Linked DNA regions of Mus musculus: region 2 is linked to region 1. Evidence: chromatin loops called from intact Hi-C (ENCODE). Cell type or tissue: left cerebral cortex. All regions are shown on one strand. Each heading gives the region's core, and the rest is flanking DNA. Links, peaks and the distances in the headings are about the cores only.

Region 1 (12,245 bases), core at 2,910-10,909:
AGCATTGGCTCTCTCTCTCTCAGTGTGTGTGTGTGTGTGTGTGTAAATACATGTTATATGGGTGTATGGATGCACATGTGCCAGAGTGGTCTGGCTTTTTTCAAAATGTGAGCTCTAAGGGGGAAGTCAGGTTCTCATGTTGATATGGCAAGCACTTTCTGAACTGGGTCTAGTCCTAACCTCAGCCTTTTATGCTACTATAGAATCTTAACTGTTAAAAGATCTGGGTAGAATAAAATTACATCCGGAGAAAAAATGAACAAGACATTGAAAGCTCAGAAGAAAAATCTATGTCTATGAGAGTTTTTCTCTATTCTTCCTACAAGCCTGATGGCTTTTTGAAGACATCACAATATGAAGCAAAGTCCATGTAGAAAGTGATTCAATGACCTGTGATTAATTTTCAAATACTGTTGCATCAGCTTCCGTTGAAAAGTGTTGACCCAAGTTCTTAAAACAGACCGAACGCTACACCTTGCCTCTGTGCCCAGGAGTCATGGAGTTGAAGAAGCAGCGGTGCATTTGCTACCAACATTTTCAAAGGGCAGTGATCCTGGTCATCTGAGTTGTTTTGAACTTGCTGGTGCTTGTCATTGTCTGTGGAGGGGAGTGCACAGGCCATGTTCCCAAGTGCATCTGAAGTGGTACTCCCTGTTTCAGACTGAAAGTGTAGTTTACAGCAAAGTCTGGATGACAGTCACAATCCAGATAGACAGCACATTCAGAATGAGGAGTTTACAAAGGCGTGGAGAGACCTGCACGGAGTGGTGCTATGCCTCAAGTTAGCAAGACTAGATAGCAACCACCAGCCTGGTCCTAAAGGGTCATAGAAAAGAACGGCTCATTGGAACCAACTGCGGGCAGATGCACAGGAACGGATATTGGACAGGGTTTGTGACCTTGGGAAAAGCCACAGCTGTTGCATACTAATCTCGAAGTGTCAGTCACAAAAGCTAAAAAGTAGAATAGCATAAGTGCCCAACAACAGCTGAATGGATCAACAAAATGTAGTTTTTCCACACAATGGTATAGTATTTAACCTTACGAAGAAATGCAGTCCTGGTGCATGTCTGTTGGATGATAGAGCTGCCTTCTAGGTATGCCCTCTATATTCAGTTCACTGTGGATACACCCTCCCAGGCACACCCGGAGGTGTGCCTTGTCCATTTGCTAAGCATCGCTAATAAGCCAAGCTAAAAGCCAATATTAACTATCACAAAGGAGGAGGGACAGCAGAGGAGGGATGAAAATCTGGAGGAGGGAGAAGATGCTGTGGTTCTTTTCATCTCATGGTCTGCTCTCTAGAGCTTCCTACCTTCATATCAAAAAGAACTGCTTCGAGAATGCTGCTGACAGATGGCATACAACCAACAAGCACAGCAGTGTGTTTTCTGATTAACCTACAACACCATTTTTTAGTGCCACAATGTGTGTGTACATATATCTATTCAACTGTCTATCTATCTATCTATCTATCTATCTATCTATCTATCTATCTATCTATCTATCTATCTATCTATCTCTGTATCTACACACACTCATGAACATGCCATTTCAGGCACACTTACATATACTTAAAAAATCCACAAACACAAAAGAAAAATATCAGTTAAACCACAAAAGAAGGCAGCTGAATGTGCAATATCTGTAATATAAAATCAGGCGAGGAACCAGCTGTGTGGTACATCAGCTGTATAAGAAGGTACAGATCTGCCAGGCAGTGGTGACACCTTTAATCCTAGCGCTTGGGGGCAGAGGCAAGTGGATTTTTGAGTTCCAGGCCAGCCTGGTCTACAGGGTGAGTTCCAGGACAGCCAGGGCTACACAGAAAAACTCTGTCTCGAAAAACCAAAAGGAAAAAAAATGAAGGTACAGATCTCACTAGAAAGTCAAAGTGATTATCTTTGAATAACTGAAATAAATATTTTTCCAGATTTTCTTAATTCTTTCAGAATGTTTTTGTTGTTGAACATGACTCCCTCTGATAATCAAGAAAAATAAATAAATCTTGTAAAAACCTTGTGACCCACCTCAAATGATAAATATTCCCACTAAAGAGCCCTATAGCATCTGCCCTGCTATCCTGTATAAAAGGCATTGATTTACCTGCTGGCTGCCTCCTAATTTGAAGGGAAGCAGACTGGGGAAGGGCAGCCACCTCCCCCTGTAATAGACAGCGTGTGCGGCTGAGGGTGCAGCTTTCAGTGATGGAATATTGCTAAACGACGAAATTCTATCTCCCACAAGAAATGATTTCTGCTGGCTGTGCAAACGTCAGGCTGGAGCCTGCCCTTGGAGAGGCAGCCGCATTGCTAAGTATCTGTAAAATCAGCAGAGACAGCGCGGGACTGGTCACAGTGGCTGATTTTACAAGCTACTCACGACGGGCATCTGCACACAGTAAACTGTAGCTCCAAGCATATTTAACCTGTTGTGATTCTTCCTTATTTCCAGCTTTGCCATATTGAGAGGGTGTCAGTTCACCCAAAGGGAAATGCTCTTTGTGTATGTAAAATGGCTTAAGAAGCATGTGAAAATACAATATCAACCTGACCTAAGTGTAATGTGACCTATCTCTTTTGTCTTGTGTGTGTGTGTTTTAACCATTTGTCACCCTGGTACTTCACACTCTGAGATAGTGATCTGTCTCATTACCATGCCAGGTATGTGTGGGAATGTTTTCAGGAAGAACTGAGCTCTGGCGGGACACAAGCTTTGGAAGACAAACACCCCCATTAATTTTCAGTCCAGTTCCCCTCAAAATGTCAAGGGTCCACCTCCACACGTTGGTTATATGCCTGCTGGATCTGCCCAGATCTGGCTCTCTAGTCTAAAGAGATCCTATCACTGACAGTGGTCAGGCTGGCATTAACTGGTACAGAGACCCTTGTCCCCTGCCAGCTTGATGTCAAGGCGTTCAATAAGGGCATAAGAGAAGTGAATTTACTCCACATGGACTGTATGTTCTTCAAACAGCACTTGGTGGGCTTCCCAAGCTCCAATCCATCTCATTTATCCCAAGAATCATTGTTGCCCATTTTGCCCTTCAAACTGGCTTCTGGAATTGAGATGTTTTAACCAAAGAAAAGAATGTTTGCATCAATCAAGTCAGTAGATTACAACATATTGCGAAAATGTTTCAACTACCTTTTTGGTTAATGCACAACAGGTTAAACCAACAAGAATAACTGTTCTTTGACAGGATAAATACAACAGAAAACCCATGGATCTTTTTCAAATAACTCTTGGGTCATGCAACATGTTTTTTTTGGGGGGGGGGAGTTACTATTCATGAGCACACTGCACAGTGACTGTATTAAAAAAAAAATCCCTGGAGGGAAAAAGACCACTCTACTAGGGTTTATTGTAAGTAGAATACTTTTAAAGTGGTGGCATTTCTAATTTTTTCATACTTGGTTGCTGCTTTCATTTGGATTCCCACCTTCCCCCCCCCCCAACAGTGGGGGAAAAACAGTGCAGGGCTGTGTGCTCACTAGGTGGGTGATCTCTGTATGGCTGAATTCCAACTCTGTTGCTTCCATCTAGACTATTCCTTAAAGGCCTGGGCATTAGAGGTTTGCCTGCCAGCCCATGATGCTTTGGGCAGGAGACAGAACCTTTAGAGGGAGGATGTAGTCTCTTAAGTCACTCTAAATCTTTTGACATTTCAATGCATGGTCGCACGGTACTGACAAAGTCTCCGGGTTCATATAGGAAAAGGGTGCAAGTGAGTTACAAACAATTGTTAAAAACTCTCCTGCTTTAAGTCAGGTTGTTATTTTGTGTTGGGTGGACATTCATAGCTATTGTTTCGTTTTGGAGATGGGATCTCTCCACATAGCCCTGGCTGTTCTAGAACTTATTGTGTAGACCAGGTTCTGGCCTGGAACTAACAGAGAGTCACGTGCCTCTGCTTCCCCCGTGGTCTTGGGTCTAAAAGCAAGTGCCACCACACCTAGCTGATCATAGCTATCCTTGACTTCATGCATCCTGTGGGTCATAGGTTGGACACGCCTGGCAGTGAAAGACACTTAGGTCACTGGGCCTGTCCTCTTAAAGGAAGTTTGGGGACTCAACCCGTTCTTTCTCCCTATTTGCTTCCTGGCTAGCAGGAGATTTTTGTTCTGTTTTGGTTTTGGTTTTGATGCAGAGTCCCCTGCCTCTCTCTCTCTCTTGAGTGCTGGGATTATGGAATGCACCATCAGGTGCAGTAGCTCTGGCTACCATGAGGTGGAGAAGCCTCCTTAATCAACATTCCAAACCATGACGTACGGAACTATCATAGGCCTAAAATGATAGGAACAAGTAGTTAAGGACCAGAACTATGAGATTTTTTTCTATTAAGCTGATTACCTCAGGTATTTCACCCTGGCAACAGAGCTGAGTAAGCTATTTCCATTAATATAAGACAATGCCCCAGTGTCTGGGTTTGGTGGTTGTATATGGGATGGATCCCTGGGTGGGGCAGTCTCTGGATGATCTTTCCTTCCATCTCAGCTCCGAACTTTGTCTCTGTAACTCCTTTCATTGGTATTTTGTTCCCCATTCTAAGAAGGAGCGAAGTATCCACACTTTGGTCTTCCTTCTTCTTGAGTTTCATGTGTTTTGCAAATTGTATCTTGGGTATTTCGTTTCTGGGCTAATATCCACTTATCAGTGAGTGCATATCATGTGTGTTCTTTTGTGATTGGATTACCTCACTCAGGATGATATCCTCCAAATCCATCCATTTGCCTAAGAACTTCATAAATTCATTCTTTTTAATAGCTGAGTAGTACTCCATTGTCTAAATGTACCACATTTTCTGTATCCATTCCTCTGTTGAGGGGCATCTGGGTTCTTTCCAGCTTCTAGCTATTATAAATAAGGCTGCTATGAACAGTCCTTCTTACCAGTTGGAACATCTTCTGGATATATGCCCAGGAGAGGTATTGCTGGATCCTCCGGTAGTACTATGTCCAATTTTCTGAGGAACCACCAGACTGATTTCCAGAGTGGTTGTACCAGCTTGCAATCTCACCAACAATGGAGGAGTGTTCCTCTTTCTCCACTTCCTCGCCAGCATCTGCTGTCACCTGAATTTTTAGCCATTCTGACTGGTGTGAGGCAGAAAGATTTTGCTGACAGGACCCTGACATAACTCTCTCTTGTGAGGATATGCCAATGTCTGGCAAATACAAAGTGGATGCTCACAGTCATCTATTGGATGGAACACAGGGCCCCTAATGGAGGAGCTAGAGAAAGTATCCAAGGAGCTAAAGGGGTCTGCAACCCTATATGAGGAACAACAATATGAACTAACCAGTACCCCGCCCCCAGACCTTTTGTCTCTAGTTACATATGTAGCAGAGGATGGCCTACTCGGACATCAGTGGGAGGAGAGGCCCTTGGTATTGCAAAGATCATATATATGCCCCAGTACAGGGGAATGCCAGGGCCAGGAAGCCAGAGTGGGTGGGTTGGGGAGCAGGGCGTGGTGGTGGGGGGAGGTATAGGGGGCTTTGGGGATAGCATTTGAAATGTAAATGAAGACAATATCTAATAAAAATGCAAAAAAAAGACAATGCCCCAGATGACGGGTCGTTAAGAATTGGGTGAGACCTGGGCCTGAGAGCTCTTATCATACATGAGAACCTAGAGCCGAACTCCCAAGCTGAGCGAGGGCCAGGAAGATAACCACCTTCACACAAAGCAGAGTGGTCTTCCTTCTGTGCCCGCATTGTTTGTTATATGTGCAGTTCTTTCCCCTACAATGTGGGGTGCTCTCTGTCTATGGTCAGAGCAAGGGAGAATCCAGGTTCTTAATAACTGACCTGCCATTATTTCCAGAGAGAAACTCAATGTGAGTATAAATAACTTGGCCAAGTCTACAAAGGCAAAGGCACATATATCAGAAGATACCCAGAGACACAGAACTGTAATTGTACTTGGGCCTAAATAGAAAGCTCAGAGGAAACTGGACGTTTTAAAAATTATCATTGAGCAAAAACCGTATCCTCCCTACTCGCCTGTTCTACACAGTATCGCACTCTCCAAGTTACCAGAACACCATCAGGCAAGGCCAGAAACACAGGCAAGTCTGCCTAGAATTTTCTCGAGTGCAGCCTGAGTTATGAAAAAGTTGTTAAACTCCGTGTCAGGTGGTAAAGCTTTAGTTAACACAAAGCCAAGTGTTGCAATCAAAAGGCCGTTTCTTCGTGAACTCAGACACGGCAGAGCCGTAATTATAGGGACTGTTACTCTGGGATCACTTCGGCGGGTCTGGTTGGAGCCCTCTGAAAAAGTCTTGATAGAGCCTGCTTCGAGGGATAGTACACACAGATTCATTTTAAAGCCGCAATACTTTCCAAACAATGCCACTTTGTGTGCCCCCTGCACACAAAGTGAGCCAGGCAGAAGCCAGGGGTTTATGCTCTCACAAAAAGCTAATACCAACTTGAAGGAGCCTTTCAGATACTCTCAGGTGGTTTGGATTTTCGAGACCTTATTGTAGGTTAGAGGAATAGGCGATGGAACAACCCCAGAGGACGAGCTAATAGCTGGACAGAAAATCCTCTTGACGTTGAGACTTGATTTTTCACGTACAGAGACGCTACGGGTCCTTCCCGAGACCTGCCTCGGTTCTCCAGAGGCGTGTGTACAAAGCTGAGCACTGTTGTCCTAGATCCCCTGAGCAGGGGCAGCGCGGCAGGGGCGTGCACCCCATCACCTCATTCACACTTGAGCTCAGTTGCGATGAGCACATTTGTTTGTCCTCATTAAGACAGAGTTGCAGGCGCTAACTGACATGCGGAGGCAGCGGGCTGGGCCAGGGCCAGAGCCAGGGCCAGGGCCAGCGAGCCCAGCAGAAGCGAGCAGAGGCGTGTCTCCAGAGCCTGCCCCTGAACAGAGCTCTGGCCCTGACAAGCTGGAAGCCTGGGGAACCCAGATGTTTCTCTGAGGTCCTGGGTAACTCATCAATAGCAAGAGGCATTTAGGTAGAGGTTTCCCAGCTGTGATTCCAACGCCCACATCGTACCCTAGTTCCCTTCCCCAGTCCCCAAGGACAGGAAGAAGGACCAATAAGGGCAGTGCCTGGTTCCATTTCAACCATGGCTTCTCTGATTGACTCCTTATTACACCAAATGACAGCTTTTAAAGGTGATAAAACCTGTAAGGGGTGGTGGTGGTGGGTGGGGGCTTCCCGTTCTTCACTAAGAATAAAGCAAAGTAAAATTATAGCGCAGAATTTGCTCTCTTCACAGCCGAGCACTGCAAAGCTCACACGAGGGCCACTAGCCTGGGTCTACCACCCCAACTTCTTTGCCTGGAGGTGAGTGACTTTGGGTCTGTTTCTTAACTCAGACTATGCCTCAGTTTCTCCATCTGGAACACGGGAGAAGTAAGGGCAAGGATCTTGAGGGATTGCTTTGAGGACTCAGAAAGGAGATAAGAGTCCCTAAGAAGAGTGCCTGTCTCGCCTCGGAAACAAGGGCTTCTTATTGGCTCAGTGTAACAGCCAGCTTTGAGGCAGCATCGTTAATAAAGCCACGAGAGGGCGGGCAGAAGAGCTTGCTAGTTCTGTGTGAAGGTGCTTGGAGAGCAATCAGATTTGCTGAAAGTGCCTTTTTAAACAGTGCTGCGCACTTCTGATTCACATTTGGGAAGAAAAGCAGAACAGAAGGTGATAAATTCCTTTATGGGAGAGCTTGGCAGAAAAGGCAGATGGAACTCTAAAGTTAATTGGTGGCTGGGACGTGGAACTCCTGGGTGGAGGAGCCAGGGTGAACACACTCCCTCTCTCACTCTGGTTTATGGTGATTGCTTCATTAGGGATGCTGAAAAGCCCTTCTTGGGCAGCCGCTGCTCCTGTCTCTGCCCAGACAAGGGTGATGTCAGCGTATAGTTTATAGAGTTCTGCAATCCTCCAGCGGATTCCGGGAGCTTGTAGAGCTGTCTCCGGGCTGCTTGCCAGCGTTCGGAAAAAGGAATCCCACTAGAATCTTCTGTACCCCAGCTTGCTTGTCTCTGTCGTGGCGTCTGTTGTTGCTGTTCGCAATACAAGCACCAGGTGTGAGATGTCCCCTTAGCGGTTCTTCAACTGGGGCTCATCTTTTGAGCTTTCCTGGCTCGGATCTCCGAGATCCCTGCTTGGTTTCTTCCTCCTCAGATTCCCAGGGGATGTAGAATGAGACAACACAGCAGGGATTTGCTGGCCTTAAGATGCAAAATTTAAGCATAAAAAGTATCCTTTATTATTTTTTTTAAATGCGCCCATGAAGACAGACACAGATTCCTGCCAAGTAAGCTTGAACTCAGGGCTTCTTAATTTGTCATCGGTCCTGGGATGCTCTTTTGAGCCTAGTCATGGATTTTTAAAATTGCATTTCACTTAAAAAAAATTCATTTTTATTCATGTGTGAATGCATGTGTGTGTGTGCCATGTGTTAACAGGTACCCCAGGAGTTCGGAAGATGGTGGTAGGTCCATTGGGACTGGAGTTACATGCAGTTGTGCTCCCCAGTGTGGGTGTAGGGAACTAAGCTCAGGTCCTCTGGAAGAACAGAGGACCTTTCAACAACTGAGCCATCTCACCTCATGCTTCACTCCTGTTCATACATAAAAAGAAAGAAAAATTGAGCTGAGCGTGGTGGCACACACCTGGAGACAGACAGGCAGAGCTCTGTGAGGTCAAGGCCAGCCTGTTCTACATAGAGAGTTTCTGGAGAGCTGGAGCTACATCGAAAAGGAAAAGCTGGGGCTGGAGAGATGGCTCAGCGGCTAAGAGCATTTACTGCTTTACCAAAGGTCCTGAGTTCAATTCCCAGCAACCACATGGTGGCTCACAACCATCTGTAATGGAATATGGTGACCTCTTCTGGTGTGTCTGAAGACAGAAACAGTGTACTCACATATATAAAATAAATACATCCTAAAAAAAAAAAAAAAAAAAAAAAGAAAGAAAAGAAAAAGGGAAAAATAAGGAAATTTGGATCTAGGACATTCCTAAAACTTCTAATTTTTATTTATCTATATACACATTTTAAGAATTTCATATACAAGTACAATGAATTTTTATCATATTTGCCCCTTGTCCTCCAACTTTTCCCATACACCCTAGCCCCCTTTCAAATTCATGTCCTCTTCTATAATTATCTTTCATACATAAACATTAAGTCCAATTGGAGTTGCCTATATGCACATAGGTTGGGGCTAGCCACTGGGAAGTGAGCAATCTTTTTTGGAGGGGCTCATCCTTGAAGAAAACTGACACCCCCTCCCCCAGGAGCCCTCAATTGCCTATAGCTGAGGCCTTGTGAACCCTTCCCCATCCATGCTAGAATGTTGACTGCTATGGCCTTGTGCTGGTCACCATACCTGTTGACAGTTCATGGAAGCAACATTCCTGTCAAATGAGAAGACTGTTTCATAGAAGTCCTCCATGGCTCTGGCCCTTGTAACTTTTCCATCTCCTCTTCCATGGTGTTCCATGAGTCTTGGGATATTGGAGTTGTGTTATAGATATCCTATTTAGGGGAGGAGTTATCCTCTGCATATTAACTAGCTGTGGCTTTCTGTAGTAGCCTTCATCTGCTGCAAAAGGGGATGCTTTGATGAGGGGCAAGAGGTGCACTTACAGGGTATGAGGGTAAACATTGGGAAGATGGTTGGGTGCTATATCCACTTAGCAAGACTATGATAGCAGTAGTAAGTTCTCCTCTAGGACATGTGTGCGGTCTCTCCAGTCACAGATTCGTGTCCATGTTCTTGAGACCCCTCAAAATGATACAGGCTATTGCCATTGCTCTTGGTTGGCTGCCAGGCTTGGGGGTAAGATCTTATTGCCGATGACAACACACTCTTTGCTCACCAGACTTCAAGAAATCAAACTGGTACTGACCTAGAAGCTCTCATAGTGTCAGAAGTGCTGTGCAGCGTTCCAAGGGAGAAAACTTAGCCAGGGTCCTACCCAGCTATAAAATATGTGAAACGGCAATAAAGCAATTAGCAGTTTGATCCCAGTAGTGTAATGGTGGTACTAATATCTTCGGGGTAATCAACAGCTGTCTGTTTGCCCTTAAGACCCACTTTGTAGAAGGGAACTCATGTCTGGGAGTGGAAACCTATTCCTAAAGCTTTTTAGCATGCAGACGCTGTGTCTTCTGAACGGCCTTTTACCCTGAAGCTGCACTATCTCATGGCTGTGACTTAGTTTCAGATCATATGATCCTCCAGGATGTCTGGTGCAATGGGTTGTATAGAAGGGTGGTGTCAAATCACAGGATCCACATGCAGATGGACTGGTAAATGACCCGGGAACTTGCAGAAGTAGTGCACGCCCATGAGTGGCAACTTCTGCATAGCTGTCGGCAGGCTAGCAGACTCTAAGTCACATCCCAGTTGGAGAGAAATTTAAGCATAATACTGGTCATGAAGGTTTGTGGTTATTTGCCTAAAAGAGGATGGATTTAATTCTTAGAAAAGCTGTCCCCCATTCTATGAACAAGAGAAGGTGCATTAGGCCTGCTCCAAGAACTTGATAATTCTCCACACAGGGCATGTGGAGAGACCAGAAGAGTCCATCGGTGAGAGTCAGCCTGGGAGAGGGCAGCTGTCCAGTGTCATGCTTTGTATTCTCCCCAAACGTTTGCTTTTTAAACAGGAGCCATTTATTTGTGCGATGGTGTTGTTATTCCACCTTAAAACACAAACGTCCTCAGAAAGGTCAGGCAGTGTTCTTCCTGCCTGATTGATGATCTTTCCCTCCTACAGTGGATTTTGCCAAAGATTGATTTAAAGGAGCTGACCTCTTCAAAAGACAAATCTCAGACTGTTTCATCAGCATGAAATTTAAATCATGAAGATCATATATTGTATGTTTCCATTTCTGTGAAATGTTGGACAAGCAGATTAATCTGTACAGGTCCAGAGTAGGTTAGGGGTAGGTTGGCTGGAATGGACAGTATTATTAATCGGGGGATAGAACTTCTTTTAGAAAGAAAATACTCTAAAGTTAGATTGCTCAGAGGGCTTCCCAATAAAAACACACAGTAAAAACATTTGCCCGCACCCTTTTAATGGTCAGTTGTGTAGCTCACGAAGCACATCTCACTGAGTGCACTTAAAAATACTTAGGATGTGCTCTGTGCACACTAAACAACACAAGCAGAAATTCATTTCCACTAACCCCAGTTGTGTTTGTTTGCTAGAAGCCTGGTGAGCATAATGTTCTTCAAACAACTTAACACTCAACCAGCAAAAACGATGGGGGTTTTGTGGCAAAAAAGATTTAGCTCCTCCTTTGAGGAAACCACAATCAAGGAGGGGCAGAAAGATACTGGGCTGGGGAGATGACTCAGTAGGAAAAGTGCTTACTGCAGAAGCACGGGGACCCGAGTTTGATCCCCAACAGCCACAGAAATGCCAGTGCTGTGGTAGTGTGCACCTACAATCCCAGTGCACAGAGGACGAGGAAAATCCCTGAGGTTTGCTGGCAAGCTCGACCAGACCAATCAGGCTCAACCTGCTTGAGCAACCCTGTCTCCAAAAAAAAAAAGGTGTAGGGTGGGAAACAATTAAAGAAAACACCTGACATTTGTGAGCACACACACACTTGGCACATAAGAACATGTGAGAGAGAGAGACAGACAGAGAGAGAGAGAGAGAGAGAGAGAGAGAGAGAGAGAGAGAGAGAGAATAGAGAGACAGAGATTAGTGCCTTGGTGGGCAGAGGGAATGTGAGATTCTGAGATGGTTTCTTGGCGAAGTCAGCATGAGCTTTGACTTGGAAAGCATTAGATTTAAGTACAGGGTATTAGGAGAGCAAGCAGAGCCGAGCAGCCTCCGACCCTTGCAAGCTGGCTGTGGCTTTCTTGGAAGGAGGCTTCAGCCCAGGTGAGATTCTCAGTCTTGCCAGGGAGAGCAGTCCTAGGGAGAGAGGCTACCTGAGCTGCTGCCTCAGCCACCGTTCTTCAGGAGAGTACGTAATTTGGAAGAAGTGAAAGAGAAAAATAAAGAAATCGTTAAAGGGTGAGACCTCCATTGTCCTTCTCTACCTCTTCAGCCTCCCCCCTCAGGATCAGACGCTCCTGTATGCCATTAGGATCAGTTCCCACAAGCATGACGTGAAGCCCACAGAGATGGATACAAGGCCCTCTTCCCACTGAGGGAAGTGCTCCGAGAAACACCACTGATGTGGGCTTCTCACAGAGAATGTGGATGGAAACTCACAAAGGCCAGATGGCTGTCATAGGCCAGTGGTTCTC
Region 2 (12,245 bases), core at 2,487-10,486, 73 kb after region 1:
CTTGCTCTCAAGGGTAAATCCATTCCTTCATAGGCATTAGAGTCTCCTTAATTGGCATTCTAACACATACTGAAAACCAGCAGAGGCAGTCAGCCTTTAGTACTGAACAACTACTAGATTCTTGGACCTCTCTTTGGTTGTTGACTAGCTGTTCTAATAAAGCCCCCTTCTTTAAGTTCTGTTCCTCTAGAAAGAAGGCCCTCAACAGAGTCAATAACAGGGGGAACCTAAGTTAACACTGAAGTGAGTTCTGCTCAACACTCAGCAGGATTTGAAGACTGAGTTCTTGCCAAGCGTTGTGAGGTGTGGAGCAATGGCATGCATGTAGCAAATGTGACCTAGAATGTTAGACGACACGCAGCATGATTTATTCAAGCTTATGACATACAATCCCAAGTACACAGTATACAGAAATTTATGTAGATGAGATGGATTAAAGTCTTAGGAAAATTTCAACAGTATTTCTAACAGCCTAGAACTGAACCCAGACTCCTATCAGCAACACGGCTAAACAAACTGTTATATATTGTTACAATGGAACACTGAATATTCATAAATTAAAGGGAACAAATTACAGCTATACGAACCCGAACAACATATGGATTACAGTCAGGTTGAGCAAATATGGTAAGCATAACAGATTACACATTATCATTCCCTCTATAGAACATTCACAAGAAAGGGAAAAACTAAACAATGTACTGCTTAGGGAGGAACACCTGTGACAGAACAATGACGGACGCAAGGAAACGAGTACCACAAATGCCAGGGAATGTCCACTCTCCCAGAAGGGAGACTTGTTTAGGAAGGCCATTACAGGGCTTTGGAGGATTAGCAAACTCCATTTATTGGCCTGTTTGACTGCTTACATGGTAGTTTCTTTGATAATTACACCACACAATTGTCTTACATGTTTAAAGTATATTTCACAATAATGCTTAAAATGAACTGATATGCTATAGTGTGTTTTTAGAAATTTTGCCTGTTAATCTGTTATATAGTTTGACAGTAGAAACCAGTGATGTGGGATAATAAAACATTGAGTAGTTTCTCAAACAAGCTCCCTTTCTTTTTCCTTTTTTTTTTTTTTTTGACACAGGGTTTCTCTGTGTAGCTCTGGTTGTCCTGGAACTCACTCTGTAGACCAGGCTGGCCTCGAACTCAGAAATCCGCCTGCCTCTGCCTTCCGAGTGCTGGGATTAAAGGCATGCACCAACACTGTCCGTCAAGCTCCCTTTCAAGGGAAAAGTTATAAACCTTACACAGAGATCCCTTTGTCCCACTTTAACACAGTATACAGATCTTGGTGATAAACTGGTGAGTCAGGAGAAGAACTGGGTTACCTGAAATAAGTTTTTCTGACTTACTTTTCAGAAATATGATTAAACGGATATATCTCTCCTCTAGATTCACAGACAACACAAGGATCTGAAAGGATATAGAACAAACTGGAGAGGTAGGAATTTTGTCCTCTCCAGCAGCCAGTTGTAGAACAGCTGCTTGCTCCTGTTACCAGGCAGGACAGGGACGTGAATGACCTTACTCAGTAAGTTTAATTCCTGAGCAGGCTGCTCAGGGCTCTTGTGAGTGCCACTCTGACCCTCAGCGATGATCTGACACTCTGCATGGTGCACTCCTCCGAAAGCATCCTTGGCTGCACAGCTCTGACTCTGAGGTGCTCAGCTTCCCAAACCCCTATACACCTGTATTTTATTTCTTTACTTCCTACTGTAAGGAAGAGAGTTCAACAAAAGGATTAGGTTGGAGCCATGCTGGCCTACTGTTTATTAATTGATCTGATTCCCTGTGAATCTTATTGAATACAGCCTGTGAATGGATCTTGTCTGTAGACAGTCAAACCCAGGGTACTTAGGGCAAGTTATATGACTCCTGGGATTTCAGAAGGACCTGGTGCAACTTGTCTCTCCTTGCTTTTGTGGCATCCTCCTCTTCCCTTCACTCACTCTTGTTTTTGTAGCCTTTGAACAAAAATGAACCCTTGATTTATCAACATAGGCATTTTCTTGATCTACTTTGCACGAAGTGGTAGCAGCCGTGGCATAAACCTGGGCTTGCTTCTTAAATGCGGACAGAGCATGTTTGGTCCAATCTCCCAAGAAGGGTGGAGAGACCCGAAGCACTTATGATAGCCATCGCTGTAGCTTCCAGAGGGACGGGGTCCAGCCACACAACTGTTTCCCTTCATCTTTGCTGCTGCTTTAATCTCACTGTCACACCACTAAGGAGGGCAAGTAAGTTCGTAACAGATTTCTGAGCGCTGTAGTTCTTTTATCTCGAAAATTCTTTTATTAGAGAACCACAGCTTACATTTCATGAGTTTTTCCTTAAACATTTCCTAGCCCAGAATCTGTAGGACAAACGGCCCAATAGATTTATTAATAACATACTCCCCACAACACACACACACACACACACACACACACACACACACACACACGAGAGAGAGAGAGAGAGAGAGAGAGAGAGAGAGAGAGAGCGCGCGAGAGCGCTTTGAAGAAAGACCTGAGAGGCGCCAAACTCTTTTGAAGATGGTTAAGGGGCACTCTGTTGACAAAATCTAAAAAGCTCCAAAAAATCCAAACAAGCAAGAATTACTTTTAAAAGGGGGCTCGACTACATTCGCCCCTTGAAAACATAGAAATCCCCTAAATAATATCCTAGATGTTGATTCTCTTTCAGCCCTGTTCCCCAGTCCTGCCAATTCGCCTCCTTTCCCACAAAACTCTGAAGTTGCGACTCTGAAGAAACGGCATCCTTTTTCTTTCGTGGCAGGGGGCGGGTGGGGGTGAGGAGGGAGATGTAGTACAACTTGTTTCTACGCTTCAACTTACAAAACGCGTGCGCTTCCACTATCACCTCTGAGTCCCGCTATTGCTGTGCTAGAGGCATTAATTCATTCATTCACTCATCAAACCTTCGTAGTGCACTACTACACACAATGCGGCGCAAGGTTTCACCCCACGCCAAGGGAAGGGTGGGACGTTCGCTCCCGGGAGCAGGTGCAGCCACTGGCTGTAGGTTAACTTTTCCAGCCGTCTCTCGGTTCCAGGATCTGCTCCGGGCCAAAAGCCTCACCTTCGGGTGTTGCGCGCCCTAGCCCGATCCCGGGCCTCCTCATTCCCAGAGGAGCAGTCCGCACCTGCCCCGGAGGGAACGGCGACAGAGCTCCCTCTCCGCGCCGCCCTAGGGTCAGGGGTAAGATCAGGCGGTAGCTTAGGCTCGCCTGGGCTCCTCCCCTTCCTCTCTTCAGTTCTGACGCGGCCGTAGAGGCGGCGGCGGCAGCGGCGGCGGTAGCAGCAGCAGCAGCAGCAGCAGCAGCAGTCCCGCGGCCCGAGGCGCACCCACCCGCTCGCAGATCGCGACTTCCTCTTCCCTTGGTGCGTCATCAGAACGCGCCGCAGCCTCCCAGGGCGGGGTGGCTGGAGATGGGGAGAAGAGGCCCGGAGAGGAAGGCGCAGAGAGGAAGGGGAAGGGAGGGGGAGGAGAGCGGTTGCTAGGCGACTTACGTCATCGCTGGGCGCCACTCTCCTCCCGCCCCTCTGTGGAGTGAGGCGAGAGCCCCGCACAGAGCGAGAGAGAGACAGAAGCTGAGCTTCGGGCGCTGCCGCCGCCGCCGGGGAGAGCGTGAGAGCGAGTGAGTGAGCGAGCATCCGAGAGACCCGGCATCCGTGCACTGGCCGCCGCCAAGACCTTTGCCGCAGCCCGGGCCATCGGGAGCCGCGGCCGCCGTCGGCTCCCCCCCTTACATTCCCGGCCGGCAGCGGCTGCTGCACACGCCGAAGCCGGAGCCCCAGCCGGAGCCGGAGCCGGAGCCCGAGCCCGAGCCCGAGCCGGAGCCCGCGGCCGGGGGGCAGGGAGGCGGCTGCCGCGGGTCGGGACTCGTAGCTGCTCAGCCGGGAGAGGACGCCCGCGAGGGGCTGGGCTTTCTGCCTCGTCCCGGACTGTGGGACGAAGGACCCCCCGAGGTGTAGGGAGGGGGTCCCGGCCGCCGCGACACATGCGGGAGCCGGGAGCGGGGGCGGCGCCGATCCGAGCCCGCCGGGTCCCCAGCCTTGCCGCTGTCCACACCAGCCGCCCGGGGCCGTAGCATCCCATAGCGGAGTGTATGAACCCCGGCCCCCAGCCCAGGAGCCACCTCCGGGCCGGGGGGGCGGGGACCCCGATGTGAAACGGCCGCGGCGGCGTGGTGAGCGGCCCCGGCGCCGCTGTCCTCTCCTTCCCCTCCCCTCCCCTCCACCCCCTCTGGGGGGGCTTCTCTTTGGGCCTGCCGCCGCACCCCGGCTCCTCGGCGGGACTCCAGGAGTTCTCGGCGCCCCCTCCCCGCCCCAGCCCCCCAGGGCGGTGGGGCCGGGGGGGAACCTGGGGGGCCGGCTGCAGCCTCCGCCCAGAGGAAACTTTACCCAAACAAAATCTTCGAGCTTTCTGATCGTGACTGTCCCGGGACAAGTGGCCCAGGACGGGCTGAAGCCACCACAGTCTGCAGGGACCCAGGAAGAGAAAAAGCGGTGAGCGAGCGGGGCCGCCACCGCCGCCTCTATCCCAGCAGCGCGGAAGAGACCCGGGTAGCTGCTTGGTGGAGCGACGCTAGCACCGCTTCTTCCTCAGTTCCGCGCCTAGCCAGCCTTCCGCAGCTGCCCGCCTCAGCCCGAAGGAGGAAGGGAGCCAGCCACATTGTCAGCGCCACCGCTCGACTCTGAAGCGTGAGTGGACCCGGGGGAGGGGGACATTATAAGGTGACAAGTGGGAGCGGGTGGGTGCTTTGATGCTGGAGTTCGGCTGTTCCTCGGGAGGGTTGGCAGTGGAAACCTTTCCTTTCTACCAATAGGAGAAAGTGTCAGTTTGCAGGAGTAATGCAAGTACTCGGAGTTTTTTCTTAGAGCAGCTGTGTCTCCAGAGTGGACACTTGCACCTTTTTGGACACTAAACTGAGAAAGCCTATGGCCAGCTCTGTCCCATGCCTTTTCCTGGCAACCTTATTCTGGCAGTGGTTTTTGTTTCAGGGAAACTCCCATGGATTCCCACGTGGGAATCACTTGAATCAACCCTTAATTTTTTTTTTTCCTTTCCTAACTATTGTTTTTGAAGTTGCCTTGGATGGGAAGACCAGATTTCATTTTAGTGCATAGGGGAGTTTGGTGCCCCCAACGCTTTATTTCCCAGGTCTACAGAGTCCGATGTGTAGGGTGCTTGCATGTTTCAGTTGGCTCAGGAAAATCCGAGTTCCTAAGATGCACAACCCACTGAAACTTATTTCAGGGAGAGCACTTAATAAATTACCATTTCGTAAAAGTTGCTGCAGCGCTCTCTCTCTCTCTCTCTCTCTCTCTCTCTCTCTCTCTGTGTTGAGGGAGAGAGGGAGTAATATGTTTTAAGTGGTAGCACATTTTTACTAGGTTTCTACTAGGGACTGGAAGGGCATGCATGCAGCTGTTTTTATTTGGCTCTACTTGTCGACCTTGAGACTTTATACTCTTTTAGGAAAACATTTAGCACTCTGAGTGTTAAATTAGAGGTATAGAAAAGTAATGCTCACATATGTAGGTTAAGCTGACCATCCTAAGGCTTAACGTACTGTAGGATTTCATGTAGCAAGGAACATAGGTAGTAGTTTAAGACTGGAATTCTGGTCTATCCAGACAGCTAAATGTGGGCAGAATAAAGATGCTCTGTAGAAATGACTAGAAACTTGGGAGTATCAATTTATCTACCCATCCATCCATCTTAATTTCTCCATTGAGGGTCATGATTAAATTTGTTTGAAAGTTTTTCACATTTCATGTTTGGGACCTGTTCTCCCCTCCTCTTTTTAAATAATGAACCTCCAAGTTTATCATTCTGCATTATATAGCAATGTATTTCTCTTTGACCAGCCTTCTCAATCTTTCAGGATACAGTTTGTTTGAGGAATGCTAAAACACTGTGAATTTACCTTACCTTGCTTTTATAGATTTTGTTTAATCTCTACTATCATCTGTCCCAACTTTTCTTTTCTTCAAGACTGTTTTTCTATGTTACCTTGGCTGTCCTGGAACTATCTCTGTATATCAGGCTGGCCTAGTGTTCACAGATATGCACCTGCCTCTGCCTCCTGAGTGCTGACTGGGATTAAAAGGTATGTGCCCTGACTGCCAGCCACGTCACAGCTTTTTTGAGTAGCTCCCTCCCCCAACCCTCATTTCTTTGGATAACTTTGCCCTCTTTTTGGATCTCCTAGCCTTTTTTTTTTTTTTTTTTTTTTGTTAGATACTTTGTTCTTCATATGATTTCATGAGACACTTTAAATTTTGCTTAAGTGGGAATTAGTATGAAAATATTGAATGGTAAATTTAACTTTAGATTTAGAATAAAACGTGTTTTTGGATCTGCTAACCTTACTTTGCTACCCTGATAAAGTCATATATTCCAGTTTTGAAAAAGATGATATTTGAGAAACTTAGACTTTAATAGTTTGCTTCTTGGAAAGGAGGAGAGTGGTACTTTGAGTTTGTACTGCATCTAATCAGAGGACCTGCTTTGTGTGTAAATTGGTTTTAAATTATGGAAGTACTTTACTGAATGTAGTAATAACAAGACATTTGCTATTTTCAGTCTTTTGAGGGTGACAGAGACAACCAACTACAAATTGCACAAAACTTTAGGAAAGGTTGAACTGGTGGGAAGGCTCTGTGGGTAAAGCTGCTTGTTGCAAGTCTAAGGACGTGGAGTCTGTCTAATGCCCAGAACCACAGGTGGACAGAGAAACTAACCATACAGAGTTGTTCTCTGACCTGTGTCGTATGTGTGGACATGTGGTGGTAGTACAGTTGTAGTAGTAGTAGCAGTAGTAGTAGCAGTAGTAGTAGCAGTAGTAGTAGTAGTAGTAGTAGTAGTAGTAGTAGTAGTGTAGTAGCAGTAAAAAGAAATACATTTCTTAAAAATGTAGGAAAGGGGACATATATTACCATTATTACTCATAAGATCACTCTGTGTCAGGGAATGCAGTTGCACATTTTTATTAGGGAAATACTGATTTTGGATGACCCAGGAATAATTGGAGTGTCTGAGCCAAATCTTGGAAAGGCTCTTTCAGGAAGAAAAGAACATACACAAACAAAATGTTAAGGGCTTAGCGTCAGAATAAGTAAAAGATGAGATCTAATTAGGAAGTTAGCTTGGTAGGAATGCCTACTGAGGGAGGGAAGTTCCTGACTAGAGTTAAGGTCAGTTTGTGCTTGTATAAGAGAATTTGAAAACAGTGTTCCAAAGAAGGTAGTTTCAGGATATTGGGAGAAATTATATTTTAGGACAGACATTATACTGGCTTTAGGATTTTGTTTCATTAGGAGACTAACATTTTTATATTATGGTCATCTAGGGGGCAGCACAGAAGGAGACACGAAAAAGGAAATGTTTTGAATGTTTTTTAGCATGATGCTAGTTTCTTATGAGTAAATCAGAAACAGGGTAGCAGGCTTTGCTTTGGATGTTGAATTTGGGGTTAAGAGCTAGGTATCTGTACAGTTCATGTGTTAGCTCATTGTTTTTCTTTTCCTCCCTCTCTCTTTAAAACTTTTTCCACTTTCTTTCTCTTCTTTTGTCTCTGTCTCTTGTGCCAGGCTGACCTTGAACTTGTTGTGTACCTTTTAACTTGTAACCACCCTGCTTGGACTTCCTGAATGCTAAATGTACTAGTGTGTGCTGCCATTTCTTGTTTTGTAGTGCTGGGGATGGAACCTAGGCCTTTGTGCATGCTAGGCGGGTACTTTACCAACTGAGCTACATCCTTAGGACCTACCCCGTGCAGCTTTCAAGACTGCAAAATAGTTTGAGTAATATGCTGACAGTGTAGGTAGATGGGAGTCATTTTTAAGCCTTTATATTTCTGAGATTACTGATACGAAATTAAGAGCTGAAAAATGAATTTAAAATTTTGGGACCTGAAGCAGATTTGTGTTGGTATAAGCACAGCTATCAAAAGGAGAGACAGTCCCCAGAAGATCAGCTTCGCAGGTGAGTGGGAATGACAGTTGGAAAGAGGAGCAGTCTGTAACATAATGACCATTCAGTCCCAGGACATGGGATTCTGTTTTAGAAGTAGTTAAAGGTTTTCAATAGCACATTTAGATCCTGAGATAGATAAGTTCAGAAAACATAGGACCTTGTTAGGGAACTTATAAATAAAATGGAAGGCCATTACAGTTTCCCTGCATTTTATAATTTTTTTCCCCGAGACAGGGTTTCTCTGTGTAGCCCTGGCTGTCCTGGAACTCACTCTGTAGACCAGACTGGCCTCGAACTCAGAAATACGCCTGCCTCTGCCTCCTGAGTGCTGGGATTAAAGGTGTGCGCCACCACTGCCTGGCTCATTATTATAATCTTAAGCTTGGTCTTAATACTAATGAAGTGGGGCTAAACATTGATGAAAGGGAAGGCTGTTTCTCTTACTTCAGAAATGTGCATCTTTGTGTCCCTACAATGTGTGTTTAGGGGGGACATCCCTGTGTTGGTACAGAAGTATTAGGGATACTTTTTTGTATAAACTTAAAAAGAGCCTACAATTTAGGAATATTTAAACAACACAAACAAACAAACAAACCCAAGCTAGATAATGATGGCACATGCCTTTTAATCTGACCCAGGTAGCTCTGAGTTCAAGGCCAGCCTAGTCTACAGAGTGAGTTACAGGACAGCCAAAGCAACACAGCTAAACCTGGTCTTGAAAAAAACAAACAAAACAACAACAACAAAACGAACAAAAAAGACTATTCAGGCATCTTTATGGTTAGCTTTTGGTATTGGCTTTGATAAGGATAAAAGATTGTGAATAAAAACACGTAATCATTATGATCCTTTGTTTGAATTCATTGTTTTTCTTTGGCTTCTTAAGAGAGCATCCAGTTGGCAGTAATCTCTTGGAATAGATATTTTTAAACAAGGATGTGGGTCTACAATTATTTTAGGGTGAGTAGATAGGGATTGGAATATCTGCAATATAGGGGTCTTTTGCTACTTGGCCCATTTCTTCCATGGGTGAAGACATGCTTAAGTGTATTTAAAAGACAGCCTTTTAGGATTAACGTGATTTACTAATATGGCGGGATTCTGATGGAGAATGGTAACATCAATATTCTTTGCCTTGATAGTTATGCTATTTATATGAGAGGCTGGAAGTTTTGTATCTTTGTGTGTCTTAGTACCAGAGGACTCCAGAGTCTGTGTGAGTTATCAGCAGTTCATTTAGATATACTTTGAAAATGATTCTTTGAAAAGTCTTGTGGGACGACGTAAAGAATGGGTTGGCAACCTTTCTGTGTGGGTCAGCATACTGTGTCACAACTTTCAGCTGTTTCTGCCATGTGAAAACAGCTGTAGATAATATGGAAGTGTGTTATAACTGTTCCAGTCAGATCTCATGCATAAAAACAAGAAGTAGATGGGATTTGGCCTGTAGGCGGAGGTTTATAGCTCCCTGGCAGAGGACAGCTAAATCTACCAGCATCTACTAGTGTAAGCTAGTTATACTAGAAAGCCAGATTGGCCATTTCAGGTGGATTTTGTTTTCTAGATGAGATGTGCTTCTCTGGACTGCCATTGTAATGATGATTTGCCTTTATAGTAATGAGAATTATGGATCAAGAAGCAGAGACTTGATGTTCTGTAAATAGATCTGAAAAATAGAGACCTTCATCTTACCAGAAGGTGCCATAATTGATGTCTTAGTTACTTTTCTATTTCTGTCACAAATATGTGACCAAGGCAACTTACTGAAAAAAAAAAGCACTTAATTTTGCTTACAGTTTCAGAGGGTGAGCCCTTGGTCATCATTGTGGGTGAGCAGGCATAACACTGGAGAAGTAGCTGAGAGCTCACATCTGACCCACAAGCAGGAGAGACTGGGTCTGGTGTGGGCTTTTGAAACTGAAAGCTTACCCCAGTGACACACCTCCTTGCCTTTTCAAAGCAGTTCACCAACTGGAGACCATTCAAATATGTGAGCCAGTGGGGGCCATTCTCATTCAAACCATCACATTGGTATGTAGGGATACACTTGTTTTGTATTATGGCTAAAAGAATCTGTTAAGGAAGAAGTTAACTTTCTACCCCACTGCTACAGGGATAGGAGCCCCGAGAAGCTCGAGGCCTGCTAATCAAGCATTCTCCCACTGAGCTGCATCTCTCTATGGTATAAGCTTACTTTTGAAAGGTTCTCAAAACAAAGTATAAAGCATTTGCTTTTAATGTGAAAGTAAAAAGGCATTTAAGTTGTTTTGAATCAGACAAAGATGTTAAGTCAGACTCAAGGAAAGTTAAGGTTTAATGCTTCTACCTCTTAAAATCATAATCTCATACTAAATCAGTGTGAAGAATTCAGTACAGAATTTTCATTTTGTTGTTAAATCTTAAATTACCTAAACCACTTGAATGTATACTTTAAACAACATTGCTATCTTTAAGACTAATATAGACAAATAAATGTACTACCTAGAAAGAACTAGCTATTCACTTAGTGAAATGTTTAATGTTGGCTTAATGTTAAAACTTTCGTTTCATATGTCAACAGAAACCTGTATTAGATGCTAGTATATTTACCCTGGTTTTACAAACTTTGTTTCATGGTACTGCAATTTTTTTTTTTTTTTTTTGTATAATACAGTGCAATAGTGATCCCTTTTTAGTTAGTTTCAGAACTGTATTAACTATAGTGATCCCTCTGTATAGGACCCCTGCAGATACCAAAATCTGAGGATGTTTAAGTCTCTTATGTAAAATAAAGAAATATTTAAAGGAATTAGTGAGACAGCTTGACATCATGTCTGAGAACCTGAGTTTCATCCCTCAGACATCCCTACCATGGACATGATGGAAGGAGATAACTTACTCTTGAAAGTTGTCCTCTGGCCTTCATATATGCAGTGTATAGTGTGCCAACCCTGCCATAAATAATGTAATAAAAGTATTTACATATAACATGCTTATATATATAAACATATATATGTATATACACACATGTATATCTACATACCTCTTTCTGTGTACTTTAAAATTCACCTCTAAATTACTTGTAATAAATATAATAAAGTGTTTAATAATTGTTATAATACAATAAAGTAGCACATTAGCAGTTGTTATGCTGTGTTGTGGAGGGATAACAACAACAACAACAACAAAAATCTATTAGGTTATACTTTTTTTTCTGGATATTTTTCAATTTGGTTGGTTGAGTCTGTAGACATAGAACTCACATGGAACTGTTTATTCTGTGTATATAGTAGATACTTTAGTTTCTGTTTTGCTCTTTGAATAAAAGATGATATAATCTGACAATACTTTTCTTTTTGGGGGTGGGGTGTAGGCTCTTTAGTTTGTATGCATATGCAATTCTGTGAGACAGTCTTTCCTGCCCAGGCTGCTTTTCAGTGTGAGATACTGCTGCCTCATCTTCTGGAGTGTTGAGATTATAGGGATCTATAACTATGCCTGGTTTTATTTTGGTCTTTTAAAAATCTTACTTTAAACATTTTGCTTTTAAAAATAATTTTATCAAAAGATGGGTGATGAAGTTAAATGACACTGGCACTCTCATGTCTGCAGGGATTTCAAGTAGAAATATTTTACTTTGGCAACACTTAGTAGACCAGGAATGGTGAGCTTTTTGGTGTGTGTTCATTACCATTGCAAATAGATGAGTACATTTGTTTTCAAATAGTGAACTCTTGCCATCACATATTTCTATTTTGAGACTCTTCTCATTTAGTATAAAATCATTCTCTGGTAGGCTTGAAAATAGACAATTAGATTTTTTTGCAGTTTTCTGATGTTACCTCACTGATAGTTTCTGTAATACCTTTCATGTATGCAAATGGAGTATGTTTCCTAAGTGCATATGACATTTATACATATTCTAGTAATTACATGTTTACATATAAATATAGTTAAAATTATTCCTAAGACATTTTGAGATTGTGAAATCCTTGAGAAACATTTGCAATTCTCACTGAGCCCTGGGACAGTAGAATGATTAATTTAAAAGAAAAGTTTTATAAAATGTTCCTTTACGTTTTTTAAGTACACTCAATTTCTCTAATAGAGTAAGCTTAAAAAAGAGAAGATGAGAAGCAATATTTGTGTTGTATATCTTCCTTGTGTGTAGGTGGAAATGCTCAAGAGATGAGCTATTATTATTTGTTCTTTCTCCTAAAGCATAGCTGTGCTTCAGTCAGGTAGGTCCTGTGTGCTCTGCTGCT

Evidence for each region. A loop is a pair of places that touch in the nucleus more often than their neighbours do. Peaks named below come from ENCODE experiments on the same cell type or tissue, not always from the same donor. Only the 100,000 strongest peaks of a DNase experiment are listed, where the experiment ranks them.
Region 2: it touches region 1 in a loop (2.0-fold over the local background); 2 of 42 quality-filtered maps call a loop at or near these places.

Annotation. Positions count from the first base shown.
Region 1 is chr3:84,738,086-84,750,330 of GRCm38, forward strand. It overlaps Gm40079 (a long non-coding RNA gene), which reads left to right and starts at 6,909. Exons shown (of 3, transcript XR_867395.2): 1 at 6,909-7,140; 2 at 7,245-7,312. In left cerebral cortex, for the core only: a CTCF peak has its summit at 7,516 (motif pointing right); a DNase peak (open chromatin) is centred at 7,778; H3K4me3 peaks cover 487 bases.
Region 2 is chr3:84,811,049-84,823,293 of GRCm38, forward strand. It overlaps Fbxw7 (F-box and WD-40 domain protein 7), which reads left to right and starts at 4,529. Exons shown (of 14, transcript NM_001177773.1): 1 at 4,529-4,721. It overlaps Gm35486 (predicted gene, 35486), which reads right to left and starts at 3,385. Exons shown (of 1, transcript NR_165832.1): 1 at 1-3,385. In left cerebral cortex, for the core only: CTCF peaks have their summits at 3,442 and 7,385; DNase peaks (open chromatin) are centred at 3,457 and 4,720; H3K4me3 peaks cover 2,750 bases; H3K27ac peaks cover 1,684 bases.